2 separate regions of the Homo sapiens genome follow, and region 1 is linked to region 2. Evidence: chromatin loops called from intact Hi-C (ENCODE). Cell type or tissue: endothelial cell of umbilical vein. All regions are shown on one strand.

Evidence for each region. Hi-C counts contacts between places; a loop is a spot of excess contacts. Peaks named below come from ENCODE experiments on the same cell type or tissue, not always from the same donor. Only the 100,000 strongest peaks of a DNase experiment are listed, where the experiment ranks them.
Region 1: a loop joins it to region 2, with 2.9 times the contacts of the local background. A loop is called at or near these places in 4 of 110 quality-filtered maps.

Annotation. Positions count from the first base shown.
Region 1 is chr11:27,835,856-27,843,855 of GRCh38, forward strand. No RefSeq gene overlaps it. Among named protein-coding and RNA genes, the nearest start is that of BDNF, 140 kb to the left of the region's middle. In endothelial cell of umbilical vein, a CTCF peak has its summit at 3,853 (motif pointing right); no DNase peak of the experiment used is centred here; H3K27me3 peaks cover 1,326 bases.
Region 2 is chr11:29,155,291-29,163,290 of GRCh38, forward strand. No RefSeq gene overlaps it. Among named protein-coding and RNA genes, the nearest start is that of LINC02742, 260 kb to the left of the region's middle. In endothelial cell of umbilical vein, a CTCF peak has its summit at 4,467; DNase peaks (open chromatin) are centred at 4,461 and 6,101; H3K27ac peaks cover 1,241 bases.

The DNA of each region.
Region 1 (8,000 bases), 1.3 Mb before region 2:
ACAACAGAAAATTATTATTTCATGGTTCTGGAGGCCAGAAATCCAAAATCCATATCACTGGATTTAAAATCAAGGTAACAGCCAGGGCCACACTCTCTCCTGAGGCTCTAAGGTGGAATCTGTACCTTGCCTCTTCCGGTTTCTGAGGACTGCCAGAAATCCTTGGCTTGTGGCTGTGTCACTTTCCAGGTTTCAAGGCCAGGATCTTCAGGTTTCTCTCTGCTCTGTCTTCTCCTTTCCTTCTCCTCCATGTGTGTCAAATCTCCCCCTCTGTCTCTCTCTTATAAGGATACGTATCATTGCATTTAAGGCCCACCTGGAGAATCTAGGCTAATCTCCCCATCTCAGCAACCTTAACTTAATCACATCTCTAGTATTTTTGCCATGTAAGGTAACATTTATAGATTCCAGGGGTTAGCACATGGATATATTTGGGGGAGCTATTTTTCAGCCTCCCACACGGACCCAGCACTAGAATCAGTGCCTGGCACATTGCAGGCACTCAATAAATGTTACAGGAATGAGTGAAGACACATCTAATCTGAGAACACATGGGTGAGTATGTAGAGAGTTGCATACTACTTGTGTGGAGAGTATGTGGGATAGGAATTGGGGTTGGGGCTGGGGAAGGAAGCAGGAAAACTAAGAGTTGGGGAAATTGATTTAGTTAGACATCAAAGTAGAACAGGCAGGATGTAGGAGGCAAGGCGAGGGACAATGGTGGACAGCAGCAAGGACACTGAGGAGGAAAGAAATTGGGGCGGGTTGATTAATCTTTGTCAAATAAGAAGCTCCCCAGCAATCCATTTCACCAAAGGTTTTGACCCCTTTTCTGGGCTAGGACAATGAGGAGGAGGGTGGTATGATGCTGAGGATGCCACTCAGCTCCACAATTCACCTGTTTCCTGTGCCTACAAGGCCTTCCCCACCCTGCCTTCTTTGCCAACTCCTATTCACCTTCCTAGTCTCAGCCTAATTGTCTCTTCCTGACTCTCACCCTCATATCACCCTGCCTTTCTCCCATAGAGTCGAAGGCAACCAGTGACAGAAGGAGTGCAGTAGTAATGAGTAAGAACGAGGATGCTGGAATGGAGCTCCACCAGAACAGGAAGCTCCATGGGCAGGGATTTTTGTGTTTTGTTCATTGCTGTGTGCCTACAGCCCAGAACAGTGCATGGCACATAGTAGACACACATTAAATATTAGTTAAAAGAATGAATAAATGGAGTCAGACTTTTGCATTCGAATCCTGGTTACACCACTTACCAGCTGTGAGTTAGTAAATTACTCAGCCTCTCTGTGCCTCGGTGTCCTTATCTATAAAGTCAGGTACTAATATGGGCCTAATGGGGTTGTTCTGGAGAGTAGAAGAGTTGATATGGGCAAAACATTTAGAATTGTGTCTTGCTTAGAGGTGTTTTTCAAATCAGTACTACAGAGGTTCCCCAAAATTTGGTATGTATTTAATTTTAAATATACTCTAAACTATATTAAAAACTGCAATTTACAAAAGGATACACACTCAAAACTGTCCCATATCAACATTAACACACAGCAAAACACCAGTGCCTCAACTTGCCTTCCTCTTGTTGACCTTAAATCTGGTAAATGATCTGATCTAAATTTTTAATATAAAGCTATACTAGCAAAATATCTCATCCCTTTGTTGGAGCTCTAAGGAGAGATTTCACTTGAAAATAGAGTATATTTTCTGGAGAAGATGACTGAGACCATGCTTATCTACTCTGATTGGTACATGATAGGATTTGATGCCATACACTTCCAAACATACGCAAAAACAGCAAAGTTTGACATATTTGAAGGAATAGCCTTGTTCCAGCTGGAAGGAAGAGAGGGCAGTCATGATTTGTTAAAATCGCCAGTGTCTTTGACCTCGTGTTCTACTGCAGTTACAAAATGTGAGGCATCAAGATGGTGTCAGTCTTCATCTCTGCCCACCCAATGGAAAGGAACTTGTTCCAGAAATGGTAAACTGATAGAATGCTCTTTCACAAGGAATACCTTGGCCGGTCCCCTTGAGCTGTTTTTATTCATTTATTCCAGAAATGAGAAGTAACAACCTACCATACTACAGGTATCATGCTGGGTGCTGAGGTTGTAGTGGTGAGGAGAACAAGGCAGACAAGTTCCCACTGTCATTGAGCATAGGGCTCTCAGGAAAGAAAGGTGTTAAACAATAAGAGGAAGTATGAAAAGTCCTATGACAAAGGAAGTAAGCACTCTACCATGAGAGCTGGAGTAACTCAGGTCTAAAGGGGACTTTCCTGGACTGTCCAGAGAAAGAAAGACTTAAGCTGACATCTCAACATAAGTTGGAGGAGTTGGTTCAGTGAAAAGAAAATGCAGAGAGGTCAGGAACAGAACAATATTCCAGCTGGGAGAAGGGCATGCATGAAGGCATAGAAACCAGAGAGCATACCACGTTTGCAGAAGTAAAAGAAACTGAGTATGGCTTAACCCTAGAGCTGGTTCTGTCACTATAACAGCCCTCATTTTTCAACATGCTTACTGGTCTATCACTCAATGTATTTCTTGGCCTTTAATTCCCTTCCTTCCTTCTTTCCATCCTCCCTCCCTTCCCTCCCTCCCTCCCCCGCTTCCTTCCTTCCTTCCTTCCTTCCTTCCATCTTTCTCTTTCTTTCCTCTCTTTCTTTCTTTTCTTTCTCTTTCTTTCTTTCTTTTCCTTCTCTTTCTTTCTTTTCCTTCCTTCCTTCCTTCTTCTTTCTTTTCTCTTTTCTTTCATTTCATTCCTTTTTAAAATTTCAACTCTCCTTTGATTGCTGCCTGTCCCATTACAATATCCACTTTTCCAGATGGTCGCTACTCTTTGCCATATGTCCAACGCACCTTCAACTTTTTGATCTTCTCCAACGTCTCTGACGTTGCTTTCCAATCTTGGTATAAATGACACCTTCTTGTCTGGTGGCTGCCCCAGAGCTTTTCTCATCTGTCTTTCAAGGGACTCAGGTTTCACACCCACAGATAGCAATCTTCAAAGAGAGATTGACCCAGCGTAATAAACTTTCCAGGCTGGCCTTTGCAAAATGAAGTAAAGTCTTTGATCCCTCTCTGGTTGCCCCTTGGAATGAAATGAACCTTTTGAAGTAAAGTTCGGCACACTAAGAAATGACAAAACAGGGCCAGGGGAGTTACAAGGTTAAGACAAGGATGATGCTGCATGTAGGTTATTTTGTTAAAGTATGGATTTGGAGAGATTATCCAAGAACCTAGTTTAGGTTTAGGCTGTCAAAATTATCATCAGAAACTAGTTAATAATTCAAGCTGAAAGATCTTCCCCCACTATCCTGGCTGTGTGCACCAGGGTGGCAATTCCAAATCATTACACATTGTCCCCGTAAGAACTTTCCAGAATGTATTCCAGATGCCATACAAATCAATACTCAGATTCATTTTGCACAGTCCACAAATATACACTATCTGCCTTCTAGAATTACACCTACAAACACATGGGTCTTGCCTGTGAAGTTTATGCAACAGTGGACAAACAACAGGGCCATCTGAACACCAGCTCTCAACAACACTGAAGCCTTATGATTCACATCAACAAGGAAGGGAATCCCAAAATGCCAAGTTCACTTTGTAATCAGGTTTACCAGGCAGGAATCGTTAAGAGTTGCTCCAAGGCCTGGAAACTAGCCTCCAAATAATTCAATCCACAGTTTTCTCACTAAATCAGCTACATGTGCTAAAGACCAGTTAAAGCATGTGTTAATTAGCTATCCCCCAGATGAAGACCACAACCAGCCTCAACCAGGAAGTGTGATTACACGGTGCTCAATTCTATCACTTCCAGTTGCCAGTAGGTGGCACAAATTCAAAAATATTTTAAATTTCAGCTTTCTTTTTAAGTAGGTCCAAATGTGTCAAACCCAATCTTTGATGCTCTTGCCACATCTGTGTGAGATTAGAAGCAGTGAGAGAAATGTTTGTGAAGGGGATGGATATAACCAACTTCAATTTACCATGTTTTTAAGTAAGTTTGGCAATTTCCCTGGAGGGTGTGAAAAAACCTTGTGGTACAAAGCATTTGATCCATTGTATTATTTTTACAACTCATCATAAGGAATTGCTCTGTTGCGTAGATTTTATTCTCTTGCCAACTCTTGGGTCCTGGGTCTTTTTATTGTCTGTCCACACTCAACACTCTTGAGTTTTGAAATATTATAGTTCAAACTTTTCCAAAGAGGATGAAGCTGGCAGCTTCTGATGGACAGTCACTCTCTTCTTAGTCTACAAGATAGACGTCTAATAGGTGTCAAGATTTTTTAACTCTCAAAAAGAAGCTTTTGTAAAATGCATTTTTATTATGCATTCAGTAGGCAGAATTATGTGGAAATGAGAACTGGGAATGTGAAGAAATCAAATTTCAATTCATGGAAAAAAATCTGAAATAAATATTTAAATTAGGATCTGCAAACTATGGTTTGTAGGCTTTCAAGCTGGGTCATTTGAAAGCAAAAGGAAACATACAGTGTAGGAGACACAGCAAAAAGTTTTCTGTCTTATAGAACCGAAGAGAAAAACCTAGTATCTGTATGTTTAAAAAAAAAATTGGAAAGATGAATCAAGCAACACTCAGAAGCCCCTTAGAGGTTTTGAAAGATTAATGGGTTCTGTCAGCAACTTTCAAATTCTTCAGGAAAGACTACCATAAAAACAAAAAGTATTTTGGTTATTAAGGGTTTCTTTCTGGTGATACCAAAGAATCAATTCACATGTACCTATATGTATACATATATATGTAGAGGTATATATTTTTCATGTATACTTTCTATGCACAGTTTTCCCAGGTTATTAGCTTTTTGCTCCCTCTTGATGTATAGAGAAGCAAGACTCAGACTGATTTCATTTCAAACAGATATTGAATTTCTACCCATCAGCTATGGTGAGATTTTCCCCAAGCCAGCTTCCTCACTTAGTGGTTCCATCCCTGGGTGATCTGCCAATTACCACACCAGGTTATTACTGTGACTGTTTAGGTTTGGAAGCAAAGAACTAGTCCCAGATTGCCCTACGTTGTTGATTACTCCTACCTAGCACAGTGTAATTCAAAATATGGTCCCTTGAGCAGTAGTAGCAGTCTTACTTAAGAACTTGTTAGAAATGCAAATTTTAATTTTAAAAAATTCCCTACTATATATTGACAAATAATTGTGTATATTTATAAGGTACAAAGTGATGTTATATGTATACAATGTGGATACATTGTATACATATAACATGTAGAAAGGAATATACCACTATTCTACTCTGCTACTGTGAGTTTGATTGTTTTAGATTTCCTCTGTAAGTGAGAACATGCATTATTTGACTTTCTGTTCCTGGTTTAGCATAGTGTTCACTTAGCATAATGTCCTTCAGATCCACCCATCTTGTTGAAAATGATAGAATTTCCTTCTTTTTTTAAGGTTGAGAAGTATATCTTTGTGTATATATGCCACATTTTCTCCATTCATTTGTTGATAAACACTTAGGTTGATTCTATAACTTGGCTATTGTGAATAATGCCTAAATTGTACATAGGAGTGCAGATATCTCTTCAATGCACTGGTTTTAAATCTTTTGAATATATATCCAGAAGTGGAATTGCTAGATCACATGGTAATCCTATTTTCAGTTTGTTGAGGAACCTCCATGCAATAAATATGGCTGAAAAAAAGGAAAAAATATAGTGATGACTCTGGGGAGCCACCACATTCTCAGCTTCTTCTAGGCAGCTAAGAATATTTTAAGGAAAATTAAAATTTTTACCTTTGTAGAAAACAAAGCACACCTTAGGGTTTCCTTTCTCTTCCTACTAATCCCCAGTTTCCTTGTCTTGATCTATGTAGCTTCCTTCTCCCTTACCAAGGATTACATTCCTTGGTAATCCCAAGCTCAAAGAGCTTCCCAGATTATGGCTGGGGAACAAATAACCACCCCACATAATAGAAGGAAGTTTATCAATGGAATCATTAGACAAAGCTGAAACCAGATACTTCAACTAGATCTTAAGAACTTAATCTTCTTGCCTCTGTTTTTCCCCAGGTAGGTTTTTATTCTCAGGCAATTTTCTTCATATTCTGGCCTCCAGATTCCCAGGTTTTTATTCTCAGGCAATTTTCTGCATATTCTGGTCCCCAGATTCCCAGGCTTGATTCCAACCACATCTAGTGATCTTTTTAAGACCAGCAGAAAGACAGCATCTTATTCTCAATGTTTCCAGTAAAGTCCCTGGTCATAGTGACCATTTCTGAATCAATCCTTGTAGCCAGAAGGTTAGAAAATTTGGACTGGAAAAGTCTAGGTTATGCAACACCCTCCTTAATAGAAGAAGAGTGAGTCTTCAACTGGAAATCAGGGTGCTATTACTAGGAGAAAGGGGTAGGGATTCCAGGAGGAGGAAAACAAGAAATGTCCTTATAAGGACTATGCCTAGTCTTTGCAGCTCTTTGGTTATTCTGCAAAACCAACTAACAAGTAGTCATTGAGGCCAAGACACATAGCTAGAAATGAAATGGGAAGACCATATACAGTAGGGTTAGACAGGTTGTTTTCCCCACTCTTAAGGGAGGCTCATTTGCCTGACAGAAAGCAACCTTCTTCTGTGTCTCATATGAAAAGTGAAAAGTGAAAGGTGAGGACCATCTGACTCTGATGCTCTCAGCTATGTGAGCTGAGAGCTTTCTGAGCTCCAATTTTCCCCTCTGCCCAATGGGAACTAGTACCCATCTCAGAGGTTCCTATGGGGATGATTTGAAATAATCCTTGTAATCCAAGCTGCTTAGCACAGTACCTGGCACTTAGTAAGTACTTAATAAATGTTAACTAATATTGTTGTTCATATTATTAATTATTCACTTTTCTGAACCTCAGATTCTTCCTCTGCAAAATGATGACAATATTTTCTACCTCACAGGATTGCTAACAGCATTAAATGAGATATCATCATAAAATGCCCAACATATAGTTGTGCGATAAGTATTTCTACCTCCTTCGTTGTCATTTCTCTTCTTTTCCCTGAGTCATATCCTCAAGAGGATCACTGAAAATGCAAAGGAGATATGTCATTGCATCTTGTCTGAAATAAGGACAACTGTAGTAGCTGTGTCCCTAACCAACTGATAATTCTACCCATGGCTTGGGATTTCCCAGCCATGATGATAAAGGTCCCTTCAGCTCTGCATAGAAATGTCAGAAACAAAGGTAAAGTATGGTAAAGTATAAGGTAGGTAAAACATCGTTCTCACTCTCTCTGCTTCTTCACATCCAGGCTTTACTTATGCATTGTCTACACATGAAATATAGCAGTCCTCTGCCCTACCACTCATTGCCCCCATTCCCACTTTTCAGAGGCAAGTCTTAAAGCTATTTCTTTGTATTCACCATCATATTTCCAAACAATACGTTCTTCACTTTATGTCCGAATTCTATTTTTCCAGTTTAGGCATTACCTGTTGACTTGCTACTATGAAAGAGGAAGATTTTCACTTTTGCCCCACCAGCCTGCCCCCACCATCTTGAGTCCCTCATTCTCATTCTCCACATATAGCTACACCACAAGTTTTGGTTACATAGATATTCAGTGGTTACCTAAATATCGATCAAAGTGAGCCATGTGCTGTGTTATGGATTATATTTCTTTTCTTGCATAACAAGTGTCAAAAAATTATGAAAAACTTTCAAATGGGAAAACAAGAATTAATGGCTCACCCATCCAGGCTGTCTTTGCCTTTTTTTTTTCTCTTTGGCCTATTTAACAATTCTGTAAGTTATAGAAAACCAGTATGAATGCAAGTTACTGTTATCGATTGAAATGCGAATTGATTGTGTATGGTGGAATGCTGGGGTAGGCAGAATTCTGAAATGACCTCCCAGTGACCCACATCTTAGAATAATCTCTTCCCCTTGAGTGTGGGCAGAACTTGTGAAGATATCATTCCTATGATTATGTTATATTATAGGGCAAAAGGGAGATT
Region 2 (8,000 bases):
CCTTTCCCCATTGCTTGTTTTTCTCAGGTTTGTCAAAGATCAGATAGTTGTAGATATGCGGCATTATTTCTGAGGGCTCTGTTCTGTTCCATTGATCTATATCTCTGTTTTGGTACCAGTACCATGCTGTTTTGGTTACTGTAGCCTTGTAGTATAGTTTGAAGTCAGGTAGTGTGATGCCTCCAGCTTTGTTCTTTTGGCTTAGGATTGACTTGGCGATGCGGGCTCTTTTTTGGTTCCATATGAACTTTAAAGTAGTTTTTTCCAATTCTGTGAAGAAAGTCATTGGTAGCTTGATGGGGATCTCTCGGCAGAAACCCTACAAGCCAGAAGAGAGTGGGGGCCAATATTCAACATTCTTAAAGAAAAGAATTTTCAACCCAGAATTTCATATCCAGCCAAACTAAGCTTCATAAGTGAAGGAGAAATAAAATACTTTATAGACAAGCAAATGCTGAGAGATTTTGTCACCACCAGGCCTGCCCTAAAAGAGCTCCTGAAGGAAGTGCTAAACATGGAAAGGAACAACCGGTACCAGCCGCTGCAAAATCATGCCAAAATGTAAAGACCATCGAGACTAGGAAGAAACTGCATCAACTAACGAGCAAAATCACCAGCTAACATCATAATGACAGGATCAAATTCACACATAACAATATTAACTTTAAATATAAATGGACTAAATTCTGCAATTAAAAGACACAGACTGGCAAGTTGGATAAAGAGTCAAGACCCATCAGTGTGCTGTATTCAGGAAACCCATCTCACGTGCAGAGACACACATAGGCTCAAAATAAAAGGATGGAGGAAGATCTACCAAGCCAATGGAAAACAAAAAAAGGCAGGGGTTGCAATCCTAGTCTCTGATAAAACAGACTTTAAACCAACAAAGATCAAAAGAGACAAAGAAGGCCATTACATAATGGTAAAGGGATCAATTCAACAAGAGGAGCTAACTATCCTAAATATTTATGCACCCAATACAGGAGCACCCAGATTCATAAAGCAAGTCCTGAGTGACCTACAAAGAGACTTAGACTCCCACACATTAATAATGGGAGACTTTAACACCCCACTGTCAACTTTTCCTATTTTTAAAAGTGGGTTTTTTGTTGTTGTTGTTGAGATGTTACTGTTCTTTATATTTTGAAGATATAAATCTCTTACCAAATGATTTGCAGAAATATTCTCACATTCTGTGTGTTGTCCTCATATTTCTTGATGATGTCCTTTGAAGGACAACATTTTAATGTTGATTAAATTTATCTTTTTTTGTAATTGTGCTTTTTGTGTCACATCTAAGAAAACACTGACTAATCAAAAATCATGAAGATTAACATTTACCCTGTGTTTTCTTCAAAAATTTTTATATTTTCAAGTTTTATGTTTAGGTCTCTTATCCATTTTGAATTAATTTTTGCATATTGTTTTAAGTAGGAGTATAACTTTATTTTTTCTTAATGTAGATATCTACCAAATGATTTTTTTTAACAGTTGAACTGCTTTAGCTGAACAAACTTTTCAACACATGATGCTGGCTGGAGCAATTGAACATTCATAGGCAAAAAGAAATGAATCTCATCCTAAACCTTATATCTCATAAAAATTAACTCAAAATGGATCATGGACTTAAATGTAAAATATGAAACTAAAAAACTGGTAGAAAAAAAAGACAGAAGAAAATATTTGGTATCTAGAGCTGGAAAGGAGTTTTTAGAAGAGAGAAAATCATATCTGATAAAGAAAGAAAATGTTAAACTGGACCTCATCAAAATTATAAACTTTTGTTCTATGGAATAACCTGCTGGGAGCATAAAAGCTATAGACTAAAATAAAATATTTACAAACCACGTATCTGACAAAGTAGTCATGTCTAGGAAGATATACAGAACAATATATAAAAACAATTCAATTAGATAATGGGTGGAATACATGGCAGACATTTCACTGACAAGAATAGGCAGATGGCAAATAAACACTTGAAAAGGTGTTCAACATCACTAGCCATTAGAAAAATATAAATAAAAACCACAATTAGATATCACTATAAACATATCCAAATGGAAAAATAATAAACCAAGCAAATGCTGGTGAGGATAAAGAAAAACTGGATTATGCTTTGCTGGGGGAATGTAAAATTGAATATCCACTCTGGAAAATCATTTGGCAATTTCTTATAAAACTAAACATGCAATTTACATATAGCCCAGAAATTGCTTTGCACTTGCGCCACAGAAATAAAAATTTAGCACTTGCAAAAAATACAGGAATGTTCACAATGGCTTTATTCCTAATAGCCCACAACCGAAAACAGTCCAGATGCCCTTCAATGTGTGAATGGTTAAACATACCATGTTACATCCATACCGTGAATTTCTACTTAACTATTTAGCCATAAAAAGAACAGACTGTTAAAACCACAGTAACTTTAATGGATTTCAAGGGAATTCTGCTGAGTAAAAAAATAAAAATAAAAATATTTAAAGAGCTACACATGATCACATGCTATCTATTTATATAACATACATGAAATGAAAAATTATAAAGTAGAATAGATTACTGGGTGCCAGGGATTATGGATGGGGGAGGGAAAAGATAAGTAGTGAGTATAGCTATAAAAGTGTAGCACAGAGGATCTTTACTGAGAAGAGACTATTCTTTATCTTGACTGTGGTGATGGTTACATAAATACACACATGTAATAAAATTTCATAGAACTAAATACACACTTGAATGTATATAAGTCTAATAAAGTCTGAATAAGATCAGTGGATTGTAAAAATACCAATTTTCTGGTTGTGATATCATCTTGCTGTTGTTCAAGATGTTAGCGTTGGGAGAAATTAGATGAAGAGTATATGAGGTCACTCTATATTATTTCTTACAATAGTATGTGAAACTACATTTTCATACAAAAAACAGTTTAATTGAAAAAAATTTCCCAAACTGGATTTTTTGATCCTGCCATAGATTATTCCAAAGATAACAAAAGTTTTTCTATTTCTGAGCATGATTAAAGAGAAGATAAAGAGTGCCTCTATTTCCTCTGAAGACAGAATAAACTATTTTCTTTTTGGTAAGAAGACATGCAAAATACCACTGAAACAAGTCCCACACAGTTTAATCATCTCAGAGCAACCAGTGAAATCTTTCTAAAATGTATTTAGAGCATATTTGTCTTATGCTGAATAATCCCCACTGTTTTCCCATTGTACTTGAAATAAAATTCAATTTATTTGCTATGGCATATAAGGTCCTACATAATGTGACTCCCTTATATACTTTGATCTCATCTCAACTTCTTTTACTAATTTTATTAGTTATCTATTGCTGTGCAACAAGCTACTTTAAAATATTGCAACTTAAAAGAATGCACATTTTTTTATCTGCAATTTCTGCAAAGTAGAAATCTGGGCATAGCTTAGCTGGGTCTTCTGCTTTGAGGTCTCTCACAAGGCTGTAAACATGTCAGGCAATACAAAAGTGTTACCTGAAGACTCAGATGGAGAAAAATCCACTTCCGAGCTCACCGACGTGGTCGTTAAGAGGATTCAGTTTCATAAGCGCTGTTGCACTGAGAGCTTCCATTCCTTGCTGGCTGTTGGCAAGAAGCTACCCTCAGTTTCTTGCCACATAGGCCTCTCCAACACGCCCCTTGTTTCATCAAGGCTAATGAGACAAGGGAGAGAGAGAGAATCCACAAGCAAGACAAAGTCAGCATCTTTTGTGACTTAAGTAGAAAAGGGACATCCTCTCAATGTTGCTGTATTTTATTGGTTACAAGATAGTTACTCTAGGGGAAAGCATGACACTAGGTCCTGAGTAACAACAGGTGGGGTCACTGAGGGCTATATAAGAGCCACCCTATCACACTAGTCTTCTTGCTGTTTACTGTATATCTGATCCAAGATTGTTAGAAAGCTGACTCCTTGTCATTTGGTAGGTCAGAGTTAATTGTGGAGAAGACCCAAAGTCTATAGAAGTGGAGTTGGAAATGGAGGTATATTGGGCTGATTGGCAGCTGGTAAGCTACCTGGGTGTGTAGGTGTGTCCGCAGATTGGTAAATTGAGTTAGGCTGGCCTGAAGTGAAGATTGCCAAATTCAACACAAGTGTGATAGTGAAAAATTAGAAAAGGAAATATTCATTAAATATCTTTTATGACTCAGCCACCATGTTTGTTGTTTTGCACACAAAATGTTTTACAAAATTATCTCGATGATATCATCCTAATCTTTTAAATAATGAAATCCAAGGCAGAGAGATTAAGTATCTCCAAAGATTACACAGTTGAAAAATAATTCAAACTCCTAGTCTTTCTAACTTTAATAACTGTTCATTTGCCACTGTCCCACAGTGGCTTCTGAGATGTCAGGGACTTCTCAGAGGAGCTGGTGGCCCAGGCTCGTGCTTTAGCTGGGCTCTCCTATTGAGCTTTCTCCAGGCTCCAGCGATGCTCCTTTGCATTCTGCTGCTCCCTTATGGCCATGACTGTAATTACAGCTAAGTTTACAGCCCTGGAAGAGGTTTCCAAGGGAGGGAGGCAGGAATCTGAAAGAACATTGGAGCATCAACCAAGAAAATAAAGAATTTGCAAATGAGGAAAAAAAGAGAGAAGAAAAAAGAGAAAAGAGGAGGAGGATGGGAGTTAGGACACAGAAGAGAAGGAGAAGAAGGAGAATGGTATGGTTTGGCTTTGTGTCTCCACCCATATCTCGCCTGCAATTGTTGTCTTCATAAATCCCCACGTGTCAAGGGTGGGACCAGGTGGAGGTAATTGAATCATGGGGGTGGTTTTCCCCATGGTATTTTTGTGATAGTGAGTGAGTTCTCAGGTGATCTGATGGTTTTATAAGTGTCTGGCATTTCCCTCTTGCACTCTCACTCTGTTCTGCCACCCAGTGAGGAAGATGCCTGCTTCTCCTCTGCCTTCTGCCAAGATGGCAAGTTTCCTGAGGCCTCCCCAGCAAGATGGATCTGTGAGTCAATTACACCTATTTCCTTTATAAATTCCCAATCTCGGGTATTTCTTCATACCAGTGTGAGAACAAACTAATGCAGAGGGAGAGCAAAAGCAGAAGAGGAGGGAGGGAGTTAAAAAAAAGAAAAGATTGTGGTTGGACTGCTCCAGGAATCAGACAAGTTTATTAGAAAAAAACTTTCTTCTCCGGCCTTATAGAATACATGAAAGCTTGATAGAAAAGCCGAGTATCTGCTAAATAGTGAGAGGACGGCCATGCCTCTTATAATAAAAGTATACTCAATAAAGCTTAATTATAAAATAATACCTGTAAATATAAAAAGTAAAATGAATTTTCATTTTATTTCAGATGCATTATTACATTTTATTAAAAGAAACCTGTGAAATAGGATTCTCATTATCCCTATTTACAGAAGGAGAAATTGAGGTTTGGGGAAATTTAGACTTGCCTTTTGGGTCACTCAGCTAAAACGTAGTGGACCCCAATAGTACTTCATATCTTTTCATGCCAAACTCTGTCTTTTGCTTTTATATCATATGTCTCTGTTGTACCTATCTTTCAGTTTTAAAGATTCTCTTAACCTACTGGTTCTCCCTCCAGGAGGTCTTCCGGGTTTCCTAGATCCTTTTTGGCTTCAGTTTGTAGTTGCATTATCTTAGTCTTTAAATTACAGGAATTGCTCAGGTACGGTACATTTTCACATCCAGACCACTAGTTCCATGCTTTTCCCACTCACAGATGATGCATACTTAGAACATTTGAGGTCATATTGCACAGACCTTTTAAAGAGAAGTATCAGTGAGTTTTTAAAAATCTATGTCTTTATCTCCTGCAGGTGGTTGTGGGGGGAGGGCACGTAATTGAGAGTTAATTGATTGCGTGTTTTCCCCACTAGAGTTTCATTACCATCCTACACTTCTATTATATGGGTCTTGAGGATCAAGACTTCCAAGGCCATCGATGATTCAACAAATTAATACAGACCAGAGCTAGTAATCACAGCTTGGAGATGAGGGAATGAGAGCACACTGATAGAAGTAAAGGGCAGTTTGGAAGGGAGGACCAGGGCTGCTTCCTCATTGTTTTTCCTGTCTGTCTGCAGTTCATTGTGTTCTTGAAAATGTTACTTTTCCAGTACCTAATGAATGATACATCAAGGCCTGCCATGAAACTGTAGGGAGAGACTTTATGGTATGACTCATGAGCCATGCTGAATTACAGATCTTTTCTCATTAGTCTGATTAAAAACCTAAGCTCATTATGGCTCAGGAAGTGATTTAGTTTCAATGCCTTTTGGTTATGTTCCTTTTTTATTTTCCAGGAGTGCATATTTTGGCTAAGAATTCATTTTCTATTTTAAATGGTTCTAAATTTCAATTCTTAAAATGTGTGTTCATTATCATATCATTCAGACCTGTAAATGTTCTTTTTATATTTTAAGAACTATTATTTATAAGCAAAGTGATTTTAATTTTATCTCATGTAATATTTTCCTTCACAAATGAGAATCTTCAAGAAAGACTTTTGGCATGTTATTTTTTTGACTTTCTGAATAAAATACTTTTCCATAATACTGGAGAGAGAATGTTGGCTTTGGAGTTAGATCTAAGATGGATGCATACGTCAGTCATTTCCTATAGTCTCATATTGGACAATTCATTTAAACCTATTAAGTCTCAACTTCTTCATCTTTTAATGAAATTGGAATAATACTAGTGGCTTAATAGCATTGATATGAATATTAAATACGTTAATATATGTAAAGCATGTAAAACAATAGTGGCCCAACAAATGTGAGCCTCCCTTCCTCCCTTTACTAATATGTCAGTGTAGGGATTTTATATTTTAGTGCTAACAAAAAAATTCTTCAATCAGAGAGGATGATTAATTTTTAAATATGCATCGCTGATAGGATTTAAGTGTGTGTTCACATGTCTCTGGGGTCACATGTGCCTCTCTAAGTGTTAACTAGGAGTTAATAGCTTAAAACTCTTGGGATTATTTTTCAGAAATTCTGTTACAAAGCAGGCAAATGAATCACGGTCTATATGTTAACTGTTAACAGTTCCATATTAGGTGTACCCAACTGATCAGCTGAAGGGACATCAAGACCTTGTCTGGCATGTAAACATGCCCCTTGCCAATTGTGACTGAGTAGTTGTCCCTCAAACAATAATACATGGTTCTCACTGGAGGGTGGCCAATTTTTGCCCTCCAGGGGGCATTTGATAATGTCTGCAGACATTTTTTATTGTAAAAAATGCAAAGGTAGTACCGGCATCATATACAAGAATACTTACTGCTAAATGCCTTATAATGCATAGGATAGCCCCTCCTAACAAATAATTGTGTGGCCCAAAATTTCCATTGCACTGCTATTGAGCAACTCTGGCCTGATGAAATCACCATTTTCCTCAAGAATATTCCTTTTTGTATCCTGTTTTTGATGTCATGTAGAAACAGCCAGAGGCTTACAAAATCTAAGGGGTTGTCATGGCTATTGAGTAGAGATGTGACCAGCTGTGCTTTCTTTCGATTCAGGACTGATCAAGTGAAAATAGGTCTGAGGTACAAGAAACCTAGTTTGAAATGAGGAAGAGCTTCCTCTGAGTAAAGAAATGCAGTGCCAATAACCTTTGTATTGGAATTTTCATGTAGACTATGTGAATTGCTTCCCTTGTAATATTTCACATTGGAGGTCATTATATCTTCCAATATCCCAAGTTGGTCACAATCAGATAAATTAGTTAAATGGCAAAGGAGCCTAGTGCGGATTCTGTAAACTTTTATTACCTGATACTTCTTGTGAACCCTACCATCTTAACTCTTGGGCTTCCCCAAGTGGTACTTCATCATCATCACAAAATTCTAGATTAAATGCATTTTTTTCTTTTCTTTCTTTCTTTCTTTTTTTTTTTTTTTTTTTTTTTGAAAGAGGGTCTCTCTCTGTCACCCAGGCTGGAGTGCAGTGGTGCAATCACAGTCTGCAGCCTCCATCCCCTGCGCTCATCTCAAGCTA